Regions from separate parts of the Homo sapiens genome. Here region 2 is linked to region 1. A link is a contact called in ENCODE Hi-C or POLR2A ChIA-PET data. All regions are on one chromosome and are shown on one strand. Each heading gives the region's core, a stretch centred on a gene start or an enhancer-like site at or near the end of the contact. The rest is flanking DNA. Distances are from core to core; before and after follow the strand shown. Region 1 has its middle 48 kb from the start of TGIF1. Region 2 overlaps MYL12B (myosin light chain 12B).

Region 1 (6,675 bases), core at 1,059-3,558:
CTTGGGAGGCTGAGTGAGGCAGGAGAATCGCTTGAACCCAGGAGGCGGAGGTTGTGGTGAGCTGAGATCGCACATTGCACTGCAGCATGGACAACAAGAACAAAATTCCATCTCAAAAAAAAAATAAAACATAAATAAATAAATATTGTTCTGGGTGTGCCTGTGAGGGTGTTTCTGTCTGAGATCAACATCGGGATCAGTGGACTTGGTAAAGTAGATTACTCTCTCCAATGTGGGTTGGCACCATCCAATTCATTTCCAGCCTGAAAAGAACAAAAGGTGGAGGAAGGAAGAATTTGCCCCCTTTTGCTTCCAGCCTGGCTACTTGAGTTAGGGGAGGTCTTCTCCTGCCCTTGGACTGGGATTTACAACGTGGGCTTCCCTGGATCTCAGGCCTTCAGACTAAGACTGGACTTTCCTGGGTCTCCAGCTTACAGATGGCAAGACCTTGGGACTTCTCAGCTTCCTAATCATGTGAGCCAATTTCTTATAATAAATCTCTGTATCCTATCTATATCTATAGCTGCATCTTTATCTGCATCTACCTCCTATTGGTTCTGTTTCTCTGGAGAATCCTGACTAATACAATTATAGTACCCCAATCTGCTCAGGAGTCTGACATAACTTTGGGGAACTGGGCAGAGATATTATGAGTGACTCTGCCTTCAAAAAGTCCCCCTTTCTTCTTTCCAGCTTCTAATCAGCTTCAAGAAACATCCTGGAATCCATAAAAAATACTTTTCACGATGTCTGCTCATCACAAGAACTTCTTAGAATAAACCAAGATTTAGTTCTTGTAACAGTGTATATTTGCACACAGTTGTGTAAGTCCTTACTTTTTTTTAACAATTGTTCTCACTTATTTCTTACAAAACCCCAAAAGCACTTTGAGGCTGGTATTATTCTCCTCCTTCTACAGGTGAGATAACTAAAGTTCTGAGAGCTTAGGTGACTTGTCAAAGGTCACTTAGCCAACACGTAACACAGCCAGCACTAGAATCCAAATTCAATGAGTGGTCTTATGTCATGGAACCTCTGGAGGCCAGAAAAAGTCCCTATTCTTTGGGATCTCTCATGTCACTAATATGGTAATACAGAATCCATAAGAGATCTTAAATAGATATTGTTGAAAGATTTCAGTAACAGAGACTGGGCACAGTGGCTCACGCCTGTAATCCCAGCACTTTGGGAGGCTGAGGCAGGTGTATCAACTGATGTCAGAAGTTTGAGATCAGCCTGGCCAACACGGTGAAACCCCGTCTCTACTAAAAATAGAAAAATTAGCCAGGCATGATGGTGGGTGCCTGTAATCCCCAGCTACTCGGGAGGCTGAGGCAGGAGAATCGCTTGAACCTGGGAGGCTGAGGTTGCAGTGAGTTGAGATCACACCATTGCACTGCAGTCTGGGTGACAAGAGTGAAACTCTGTCTCAAAAAAAAAAAAATTTCAGTAGCAGAAAGAATTTTAAAGTGCTAGTTTAAAACTGGAGTGGTGCCTGTATTCTGAAGTAGAAGCTTGGAAGATATTTTTATTTTGTTCTAGAAGGGAACTTTTCTGAGCCCTTTCAGTTCATCTTTCTTAAGGATAGCTAGCGGTTGAATAATCTGAATGCACATATTTCAGACTGAGATGGTAGGTGTTGTTTAATAATATAATGCTGTCATTAATATAACTTTCAATAATGTAAAGGTACAGAATGTTGTGGTTTGAATGTGCCCCTCAAACTTCACATGTTGGAAATTTAATCCCCCAATTCAAATGCTGATTGGAGATGAGTCCTTTCAGAGGCAATTAGGATTAGAGGAGGTCATCAGGGTGGGGGACCCACAACAGGACTGGTGGCTACATGAGAAGAGGAAGAGAAGCCTCAGGTGACACTCACCCTCTTGCCCTCTCACCATGTGATGCTCTCTTTCATGTTATCATGTAGCAAGAAGGCCCTTAATCAGAGGCTGGTGCAATGCTCTTGGACTTTCCAGCCTCTAGAACTATAAGAAATAAGTTTCTTTTCTTTATAAATTACCAGTCTTAGGTATTCAGTTAAAGCAACAAAAAATGGACTAAGGCAGGGAGTGTCTTTGTCTTGAGCAGAGATTTTCTTTATAATTTCTACAAGATTTTTGCTTCTTATACCTGAAAGTAGTAGAAGTGAGGGAGATGAAAAGGAGGAACTGAGCCTGAACAACAAAGTGGTAGGCTGAGGATGGAAAACAGATGGCCCAAGGGGATTTCAACTGAAGGAGTGTGGCCAACGGGTGGCACTAGCAGTGATAATAGATATCCAGATTTAAGGTTCCCTTTTCTGCAGAACAGTTCCTTTGTGTCCATCTCTACCCATGTAAAGTCTTAAACATGGCAGCCTTGCCTTCCATCCTTTGAAAAATAAGGCCCAGGGCTCTGCACCTAGTGTAGGAGGGGAAGAGGTGACGGAGAAGGGTAGCAGGCTGAAAAATAGTTATGAAACAGCCAGAGGTGAATGGCAGAGAAGCCTTGAGGTGTGGGGAGTATAAGATCTGAGACAAGATAACCAGAATGAAAGTGTGAAGAGGATGGCCAGGCATGGTGACTCACGCCTGTAATCCCAGCATCTTGGGAGGCCAAGGCAGGTGGATCACCTGAGATCAGGAGTTCAAGACCAGCCTGGCCAACATGGCAAAACCCCATCTCTACTAAAAAGACAAAAATTTGCCAGGCGTGTTGGTGGGTGCCTGTAATCCCAGCTACTCTGGAGGCTGAGGCAGGAGAATCACTTGAACCTGGAAGGTGGAGGTTGCACTGAGCTGAGATCATGCTACTGCACTCCAGCCTGGGCAACAGAATGAGACTCTGTCTCAAAAAGAAAAAAAAAAAAAGAAAATGTCAAAAAGAGAAGCAACCCTCACCTACCTTGAAGGAGACTCAGAAACGGCTGTGGAGGAAATTGGACTTGCTGCAGACAAGTAGGGTGGGAGTTTCAGCTGCTTTGTATAGGCTTTAAATAGACGTGTTCCCTTGGCCACATACACACACCCAAGTTCATACATATGCCCACAAGCATGTTGAAAGCTGGAGGACCCGGGGAACATTCAGGTTACTTTTGTTAAATACATGAACTACCATATATCCTGAATCTTAGAAGAGAAATGTATATAACCAGAAAATGATATTACCTTATACTCAGACTGTCTTTGTGGGTGATGGGGGACAGTGATTGATAGTAAGTGAAGGGAAATGAAACCATACAAGTAACAGAACTGCAACTAGAGGGAAAATTATTTATTCAAGCCATATGTAAATATGTGCCTTTTTGAAAGTACAGCTTTGTCACTCCTAATGGTTTTAGACATCTGAGAGGGGCCCTGTGCTATAGCCCAGAGAGATCACTGTTTCGACCCGGGGAATTCAGGTTCTATTGACATTCATTTTTATAAGGAATACAGTAGATATCTGAGTAACAAAAAACAGTCTGTAATTATTTACATACATGAAATAATCCTGTTTGTATATTTGAAATAACTGCTATCTATTAACAGAAAGAAAATATTAGTATACAGTAGGTACATCCAGTCATAATGGGCAGTTTGACATTTCTGGAAGAGCCATCTGCAATAAAACAATAGTATTGTAAATATTTGCAAGACAATAATTAAACTCAGCACTGAGGTGAACTCCACACTGATTTTAGTTATTGTTTTTCTTCAGATTCTACAAAGAGTGAAGTACTCCAAAGAAATCTTTACATTCTAAAAAGATCTAGTTTTTATCATGATGCATTGTTTTAATACTCTAAAACTACTTGTCTGTGAGACTATGCTTTTTAGGAATGAATGTGATTCTGTTACTTCTAATGTGATGACAGTAACTCCTGGGTACATTTTAATCTTTGCAATATTTTAACTCAAAATAAAAACCATCCACTAGTGTGAAATATTTCAATGACATGATTCCAATACAGATTCAAGATGAAAACATCAGGTTTCCTTCAAAAGGAATTTTACTCTCCTTTTAGGAAATTGTGTAGGTATTTATATGAGTTAATTTTGAGAATTTTTAGCTAATCATACATTTATTCATCAGTAAGTGATTGAAATCGAGTCCTTTTAGACAAGGAAACCCAATTAAGATGGTGTGGTGGTTGAACTGGGTCCCCTCAAAAAACATATGTTGAAATCCTAATCTCCAGAACCTCAGAATGTGACCTTATTTGGAAATAGGATCATTGAAGATCTAATTAGTTAACATGAGATCATACTGGAATGGGGAGGCCTCCTAATCCACTATGATTGGTACAGGATGATAACCATGTGAAGACAGACACACACAGGAAGAATGTCATGTGACCATGTGACCACAGAGGTAGTGATTAGAGTTATGCAGCTACAAGCCAAGCACTGCTTGTGACACCAGAAACTAAGAGAAAGGCATGCACAGATTCTCCCTAGAGCTTTTGAGAGAGCATGGCCCTACCAACGCATTAATTTCAGACTTCCAGCCTCCAGAAGTATGAGATGATAAATTCCTGTGTTCTGAAGCCACCCAGCTGTGATATTTTGCTATCACAACCCTGGGGAATAAAAACAGATGGGAACAGATGTACCCACCTGTCTTTGTGTCTATGACATAGTACAAAGGGCATAGGCTTTGGGGTCCAGCAGAAATGGAAATTAACCCCAACCCAGTCAATTCTTTCCTATGTGACTTTACACAGGGTAATTAGGGTAGCCGATTTCCTCAGCAACATGATAGAAATAAGATCTTCATAAGATACAGGCATGGTGGTGCATGCCTGTAATCCCAGCTATTCAGGAGGCTGAGGCAGGAGGATAATTTGAGCCCATGAGTTAGAGACCAACCTGAGCAACATAGCAAGACTCCATCTCAAAAAAAAAAAAAAAAAAAAAAAAGATTGTTGAAGGCATCAATTGGTGATTGGTGAATATATGAAAGTTATGGGACACATAGTTTCTCAAAAAATACTAATTTACAACCTGTATATATGAGCTCATTTAAGTAGTCCGTTAATATTATTTTATGTGGTCAAGGAAATTAAAAGCTTTTTTTTCTTTTCAATAATTAAAAAAAAAATAGTATCTATAAATCTGAACTTCTAGTGACCTGGATGTTCAGTAACATTTTTGTCAGTAATGATAAAAAAATGAATTATTCATAGTTAATGGGAAATAGACAACCATTTTATTTATGTGCTCTACAGTTCTGTTCAGTCAAAGAAACTCTAGTCCCCTGGTTTAAAGAACACTCTGGAAAGGAAGTGTCCCACACAAGAGATGTGGTGGATGAAAACTCCCTATAAAAAGTTTATCCCTTTAATTATATGCTAAAAATATATATTTTTAGAAATAGTAAAATGATAGTCTTTCCAAGAGTACTGTAATGTGAATTATCCAACCTAATGACTCAGTTTAAAAGTCTGAATTATGTATTAGTCTCACTAGAAAGGGATAAAATTTGTCATTCAGTATGGGGGAATGACATATTATTTATGTGATCATCCTTCTGAGATCCCATTAAAATAATAGTAAAGAAATTAGGCTGGGCATGGTGGCTCATGCCTGTAATCCCAGCACTTTGGGAGGCCTAGGCGGGTGGATCACGAGGTCAGGAGATCGAGACCATCCTGGCTAACACGGTGAAACCCTGTCTCTACTAAAAATACAAAATAAAATTAGCTGGGCGTGGTGGTGGGTGCCTGTAGTCCCAGCTACTCGGGAGGCTGAGGCAGGAGAATGGCATGAACCCAGGAGGCGGAGCTTGCAATGAGCCAAGATCGCACCACTGCACTCCAGCCTGGGCAACAGAGCGAGATTCCGTCTCAAAAAAAAAAAAAGAAAAAAGAAATTAAAAGAGGCAGAATCTAAGGGCAAAGGTCAATTAAGAGAAAAGAAAGATCTAATGATGATCACCGATCATCATCAGTGATCTAAATCTTTCAATAAACTTCTAGAAGACAGAGCAGGAAGTGATAACTAGAGAAACACAGTGGAGGTAAAGGAACTCAAAATATGCCACTCAGGCTGGGCACAGTGGCTCACACCTGTAATCCCAGCACTTTGGGAGGCAGAGGCAGGTGGATCACCTGAGGTTGGGAGTTCAAGACCAGCCTGACCAACATGGACAAAACCCCGTCTCTACTAAAAATACAAAATTAGCTGGGCATGGTGGCGCATGCCTGTAATCCCAGCTACTCTGGAGGCTGAGGCAGGAGAATCGCTTGAACCCGGGAGGCAGAGGTTGCAGTGAGCTGAGATCACACCACTGCACTCCAGCCTGGGCGACAGAGTGAGACTCCATCTCAAAAAATATAAATAAATAAATAAATATGCCACTCTGGCAAATAGACTATTTTGAGTTAAGGGTCTTGAAAAAAACAGCAAGAACAAGATCACTCTGACCTTCCTACTGCTTATTAAAAGCAGATGATTAAATTCCTGTGTGACAAATGTTCTCCCTGTACCGGAAGGAAAATATCACTCTTATCATCATCAAGGACAAGAAGTTGAGGCCAAGGAAAATCTGTACCAACAAACCATGTTAGACTAATCCTTATCCTCCCAGCCACTTCTCTGTCCAATGAACCACCCTAGCTCAAGCTCCTTTGCCTTGTCACATTTTCACAATTTACTTTGCGTTGTCTACTTCAGTATCTCTGTGTTTATCTCTAACTGCCTCCTTGAGTCT
Region 2 (6,675 bases), core at 2,639-5,138, 120 kb before region 1:
TTTCTATTGTCTTCCAGGCACCATTCAGGAAGATTACCTAAGAGAGCTGCTGACAACCATGGGGGATCGGTTTACAGATGAGGAAGTGGATGAGCTGTACAGAGAAGCACCTATTGACAAAAAGGGGAATTTCAATTACATCGAGTTCACACGCATCCTGAAACATGGAGCCAAAGACAAAGATGACTGAAAGAACTTTAGCTAAAATCTTCCAGTTACATTGTCTTACTCTCTTTTACTTCTCAGACACTTCCCCCACCCTCATAGAACCTGTTGCATGCAACTTAGTTTCACAGCTTTGCCTCTTCTTTTTGATGTATTTATTCCAGACCTTTCTGCCACTTAGCACTTGTATAATCAGACTGGAAATGGGGATGAGGGTGTAAATTGTATTGAAAAAGATCGCGAATAAAAATCAACAAATGTGAAAGCCCAGAAAAATATATTCGTATTTCTGGTTTTGCTGGATTTTTACATTTTTATATAATAAAAATGTTATTTTGAAATAAAGATTATGCTGACTCAAATGCAATGTAATGGCAAGTTAAACAAATGATTGATAGGTGGGGGTAGTCCTTTTTTCAGGTTTTCAACTTCATATGATTCAGGTTTTATGGTAAAATTGATTTTTCACATATATGGGACAGTGTTCTTCAGAACTTTTAAGTACCCTTTAACATTATTATGCAGTAAAAACTAGTTATGCCATTGTTTTTCACGCTTCTAGTCAGATGTTTATTAAATGATAAATATAGAATGTATCTGGGAAAACATTAAACATTGCGTTCATCTAAGATTCTGAGAAGAGGCAAAATTCCGAAGATTAGTTATTGTACATTTACTATATGTGGAGCGTTGTGCCTACACAATTTTTCTTGAATCTTCCCAACAACCTTGTGGGATTTTTATTAGCCCTGTATTTCAAGTGGGAGGACCTAGCATACTTGAGCAGTTGATTAGGGTAACTATTAGGACATGAGTTGGAATTCCAACCTAGGGCACCTAACTTCAGAGCTCACAGTGCTGGAACCACGATACTGTCTCTGAAAAGCCCCAAATGTCTAAAAGAGTCAAGACATTTCTGTTCTATTATGATACAATTCTGTGGTCATTATTGAAATTTAAAATAATCTTGGGGTAATTGATGATTGGAACAGAATTTCAGAAAATTCTATTCCAGGTTAAAATAAACAATACTATTGTGTGTTTGAAGGCACTTCATGTAATATATAGACTAGAAAAGAGCCGAAAGACAAGGTTGCTGTGAGCTCAGAATCCTCAAGGCCAAGCAATACGAGAATAAAGAGAACAATCTAAAAAAGGAAAAAATCCGTTTTAAAAAATTACCCAACGTTGTTCAATACCGATTTCCCCTCTTAAAAGTATTGTGATGGTATTTTGTCTGCTTAACACCAAAGCATTTATATGTTGTTTAATATTGGTGCTTTACAACTTGGGGCAGTAGGCTGGTCTGTATTCACTTGCTAACAATTTGCCTGGGCTTCCTTTTATCATTAGAATGAGGGAGCAGCTCATATGAACTGTCACATTTATCACCCAATCCTCTTAGTCTCTGAGGTATCAGTTCTACTTTTTATTAATAGACCTGAAGTTTAGACTGAAGCTCCTGCCCAAGATCTAACAAATATAAGAATCTACATCTGGCTCTTTTTTCCACTTAGAAGCTTAAACTCACCACAATGTGTCACAAAACCAGGTGGAGAATTGTGTGTTTCACAGGAAACAGAAAAATACGGTGGGATAATCTTGATGATTATTGAACCATTGTCAACCACCTGTTATGTACCCTACACTGTTGTAAGGGTTGGGGATAACTGGGGGGTGGGACAGACAAGGATGCTGCCCTCGTGGGACTGCATTCTCTGCTGGCAGACAATCCATGTGCAATTTCAGGTTAAGTGCTGTGCAGAGAACTGGGCATGCATGACAGGGTGGTCAGGAAAGGCCTCTGGGTGGTAAGCTGAGATCTGAATGACAGGAAGGAGGTCCGGACCCATGTGAGGATCAGGGCGAGGCTGTCGTGTGGTAGGAGCATCGGGAGAGCACATGGATGATACGGGTCCAGGGAGGGTATTTGGAGCAGAGTCCTAATGTGAAATGCAGGGAAGAAAGGTGATTTATATTTTTAAAATCAGTGTTGGTGCTGTGTCTTGAATGGAGGGGCACGAAGAGAAGCAAGAAGGCCGGTATGGAGGCTGTTGCCGTCGTCCAGGCAAGAGGGGGCAGCATGGACTCAGGTCCAGGGGAGATAGCTATAAAACGCCTCTCCGGGTCCTATCTGTTTCCTCCCCTCCAGCTCAGCCTTGTTTCCATCTCTGGCATAATCGTAACTGTGCTTATTTTATTGATCTGCTTAAAGCCAGATTTGAAAAATTGAGAGAAAAGTTTTGAAGATTAAAAACAAAAAAACTTAGTTGTTTCTCGACTGCCTTACGTTTACCTGACACACTGTTCTGTTTCATCTGTATTATTTGTGAAGAGTGTTGTGGAATCCAGTAGTGGAAGACACCTGGGCCAAGACTTTGTTTCTTTTTGGTGTCCAGTAAATATTATTAATGATGACGATGAAAACTTTGTCTACTTAATATCTCCTTTTGAGAACCACATAGTGACAATCTCCTAAGTTGATGGTTGATTCTGTGGCCACTGCAGTGAGTGTGTGTGTGTGGTCACATAGTGAAAATGCACTGAGTATTCACTATGTACGAAGCACGTTACACAACTGCCCTTTGAGGTAGGTCTTTTTGGGTTTTTTTTGTTTTTTTTTTTTGAGACAGAGTCACTCAGGCTGAAGTACAGTGGCACAGTCTTGGCTCACTGCAACCTCCACTTGCAGGTTCAATCAAGCGATTCTCGTGCCTCGGCCTCCCAAGTAGTTGGAATTACAGGTGTGCACCACCACACCTGGCTAATTTTCGTATTTTTAGTAGAGATGGGGTTTCACTATGTTGGCCAAGCTGGACTCAAACTCCTGGCCTCAAGTGATCCGCCCGCCTCAGCCTCCCAAAGTGCTGGGATTACAGGCATGAGCCACCGCGGCCGGCCTGAGGTAGGTATTGTTATCCCTGTTCTACAAATGAAATGTCAGGGGGCAAGGAAGTAACTTCCCAAAGTTACACAGGGAATAAGCAGTGGGGCAGTCACCTGAGCGCAGGCAGTTGTGCTCCTCCCAAGAAAGTGATTATGGAAACACCGTCGATAGTTTCTTATGGTCATGAGCCAGTTTTACAAGCGTTTGTGAATTGTGCTTGATCCTCAGAACGCTAGGAAGTGGATAAAGTAGGAATTGTCATCCCATTTCACAGATGAGATTACTGAAGTTACCTGACCTGCTCAACTTTGTATAACTAAAGAAGCTAGAGAAATGTCGAGCTTCTAACCTTTTTGACCGAGATGGGTGCTTCTCATTAAACCTATAATTTCCTAATTACATAATTAGTACCTGTAGCCTGATCAGAATGTCTCACAATGTATATATTTAATACTGTCTATCCTACGAGCAGCAATTATACTGATTTGCATCTCAAAATTGATATGTGTTAAAATATAAGAAACAGAAATATAAAATAAATTTATATTTCTTAAATTATAAGAAACACAGTTTTTGAAATAGAAACATAAACTACTGAAAAATCGGGTATAAAAAGATCCCTTAGAAACATCATCTGGGAAATCTGAATGAGGATGTAAAGATTTATCACATACTAAAATTTCAAGAAAAGGTTTCTTGTATAGAAAAATGATGAAGATGATGGATTGCACATATCACACAGTCTCTTAAGTGGATCTTTTTTTTTTAGAATGGTTGTCATAGGCAATTTTAGAGACAATAACTAGAAGTGTCACTAGGTGGCACTATTGTTCTTAATATAGTACTGTCTTAACCCATTCCCTAATGAATTTGAGATAAAGCAGCCAAATCATGAGTATCTAGACAGCATTATTGTCAGTAATGCTGTGACTTTCTCAAAGTTGTTTCTTAAATAATTGATGAAAAGTCTTACAATTAAATTCATACTATTTCATGAGCCCCAAATGTAGGGAATAATCTCTAGGACTCCTTTTTACAAATATCAATGGCAAATTCCCTTCCCCTTCTCCACCCCTTTTGCCTTTTCCTTCCCCTTCCCCTCCCCTCTTTTTTCCTTCCTTCCTTCCTTCCTTCCTTCCTTCCTTCCTTCCTTCCTCCTTCCTTCATTAATTTACAAGTATTTATTGAGTGCTTGGAAAGTGCCAGAATCTCAGCTTGGCTCCAGTGGCTTTTACACCGAAATAATGACCTTTGTTGAACATGAGATCATAGGCTTTGCACTGAAAAGACCAGACTTCCTCCACTTACTGACTTGAACAAGTCGTTCTTGTTACCATCACTTCAATTTTAGAGATGAGAAGGCTAAAGCACAGAGCTAGTGGTTATGTATGAAAATACTCTGTAAAATTATGCTTTATATAGGAATGCTATTATTACCACCTCAGGAATGTTGAGAACTGTATCTATTATAGTTCTAGATAATATACTCTAATAAGGCACCTAAGCTGATGAAAAACAGGTCTAGCACAAATGACTATGAGACAGCTTCTATTTTTTTTTTCTTTGAGATGGAGTCTTGCTCTGTCACCCAGGCTGGAGTGCAATGGCGTGATCTCGGCTCACTGCAACCTCCACCTCCCAGGTTCAAGAGATTCTCCCGCCTCAGCCTCCCAAGTAGCTGGGACTACAGGCGCCTGCCACCACGCCCAGCTAATTTTTGTATTTTTAGTAGAGACAGGGTTTTGCCATGTTGGCCAGGCTGGTCTCAAAAGGTACGAAAAGTATTTTGTGAGATGCGTATGAATGGGGGTGTTTAAATATAAAACACTGTTCTAACACGTCTCACAGGAGACCAGCCTAATCTTTTACCAGCCGCACTTAACTGCAGTTGATTGTATTGCCAGGACACAGGCTTCCTTTCAGACAGTCATTCTTAATGAACTTGATGATGATTCATATTTCCTCGTGGACACTGGTAACTAGCACAGCGAAAACCAATCTGAGGACCTTCGTCTACTCGCATTTTTTAATAATCCGAGTGTAAATTGAGGTTGGCTCATTTGGGAGGTTGTGCTTACTGTACTTTTTCTCAAGTAATCTTTTATTCAATCTATTTATTCAGTTCTTACTTACTGAAGTGTACATTACATCTGAGAGCCGAGGGTGATAGCGAAACTAGGACCCTACTCTCTGGGAGTGTTTTAATGCCCAGCACTTTGGAAGCACGTAACGAATGTGAGTTCTTATCTGTTACCAGGGTGCCAAACAGCTGTTCAGGAGCTGCGACGGGTGTCTAACTGCTCACTGAAGAGGTCAAAGAGAGCTTTGAGAAATGCTTGCCCTGACAGTGATGTTTGTTCTCTCAGTGCTACCGCTGATCGCCTTCATACCAGCCAATCGCATAGCTGAGAACTCAAGCAAGCACGAAATAGAAAAACCTCAATTTGAAGAGTTTTATATTGAAAATATCCAGGATTTCCTGATTATTTTACAGACAAGCTAACGAAATTCAGTAGATGACCTGCGTTTCATCGCTGCCAGATGATAAACATTTGGGAGCAGGGACCACTTGCTGAAAGGCATCTTGAGAGATATGCTCCCACTTCTCAGATCGGAAGACTAAGGCCCCAAAGCCTCCAGATCTAGCCTCTTAATCCAGGCTTCTTCTTAGCCACTGTGGTCTCACCCCGTTTATCAGGCAGTGGGATCTGTCTGCCCCACCCAACTCCAGAGCTTTTCCTTTTGTTTTGGAATTGCCCTTGAGTTCTGCGCTGCTCTTCTCCTCTTCCCCGTGGGTATGAAAACACCAAGGATGTCAACAGGAAAAGACAAGGATCTGTAAACAGAGAAGCGAGCAGGAAACAAGGCCCGCATTCATGGGAATAAACTCAGCAACCCTAGAACATTTGCCATTCATAACGGCAAATTTTAATCAGTGGTGCTGAGAAACTCTTCCCAAGCAAAAAAGGCTTGTGTCTCTCTGGGGTGGGCCTCTCTCCTTGCTCCAAATCTGGTCTTAGTTCCCAGTCTAAGGTAGCTAGGGGATCTTCACAGCACACTCCTTGAACAATATCACATTTATATAACCTTGCCCCTCCCTTGTTTGTGAGTCTGGCTATTTCTTTCCCTGTTAAAAGACAAAACCCCAACCTCGTCATAGAACACCCACCAAACAAGAGCAGGAATCCCTCTTTATCTGATGGGCTTGCCATGCAGAGCTGCGGACCCTGAGTTGCCTGGCAGATGGGAAGCAAGCCCATCCTGCCCTGTGGAGGGGAGGGGCGGAGGAGAGCCCACTGCCAGTCCACAGCGGCCACACTGGAGAGACCTGCAAATCCGGGCTGGCCGTGCAAATCCGGGCTCATTGTCAGGCTGGCAGCATTGGCCAGGCCTGAGTAAATCAAGTGAAACAGAAGACAGATGGATGTGACCAAGTTATTGCCAAGAGGAAACAGACAAGGTAATTTTAAAGAGATGAAAAATAAGCTTTTCTACTCTGCATAATCATGGAGATGGAAAAGGTTAGATTCTTGCTTACCTTTTCAGTGCATATCTGTGTTTTTATGCATATGATTTTTGTTGTGATTTTTTTCTTTTTGACCTCATATGTTGCACCTATCTGT

What was found. A loop is a pair of places that touch in the nucleus more often than their neighbours do. ChIA-PET counts read pairs that join two places held with the same protein, here RNA polymerase II (POLR2A). Pooled maps may share reads with other maps.
Region 2: a map of OCI-LY7 shows a loop between it and region 1 (2.5-fold over the local background). The contact joins two enhancer-like sites. A Hi-C loop is called at or near these places in 4 of 168 maps with a recorded cell type or tissue (OCI-LY7, PC-9 and dorsolateral prefrontal cortex), 4 of 37 single-sample maps with no recorded cell type and 14 of 50 pooled maps. POLR2A ChIA-PET finds 5 or more read pairs at or near these places in 7 of 52 experiments (A549, H1, HEK293 and 4 more).

Annotation. Positions count from the first base shown.
Region 1 is chr18:3,398,868-3,405,542 of GRCh38, forward strand. No RefSeq gene overlaps it. Among named protein-coding and RNA genes, the nearest start is that of TGIF1, 48 kb to the right of the region's middle. Within about 2 kb of position 2,309, at least 3 of the 41 ENCODE cell types and tissues checked have a DNase peak (open chromatin) inside an H3K27ac peak, as active enhancers do; they include OCI-LY7, where a contact is called at or near this core.
Region 2 is chr18:3,277,748-3,284,422 of GRCh38, forward strand. It overlaps MYL12B (myosin light chain 12B), which reads left to right. Exons shown (of 4, transcript NM_033546.4): 4 at 18-714. The coding sequence ends at 190. Among named protein-coding and RNA genes, the nearest start is that of MYL12-AS1, 19 kb to the left of the region's middle. Within about 2 kb of position 3,889, at least 4 of the 41 ENCODE cell types and tissues checked have a DNase peak (open chromatin) inside an H3K27ac peak, as active enhancers do; they include OCI-LY7, where a contact is called at or near this core.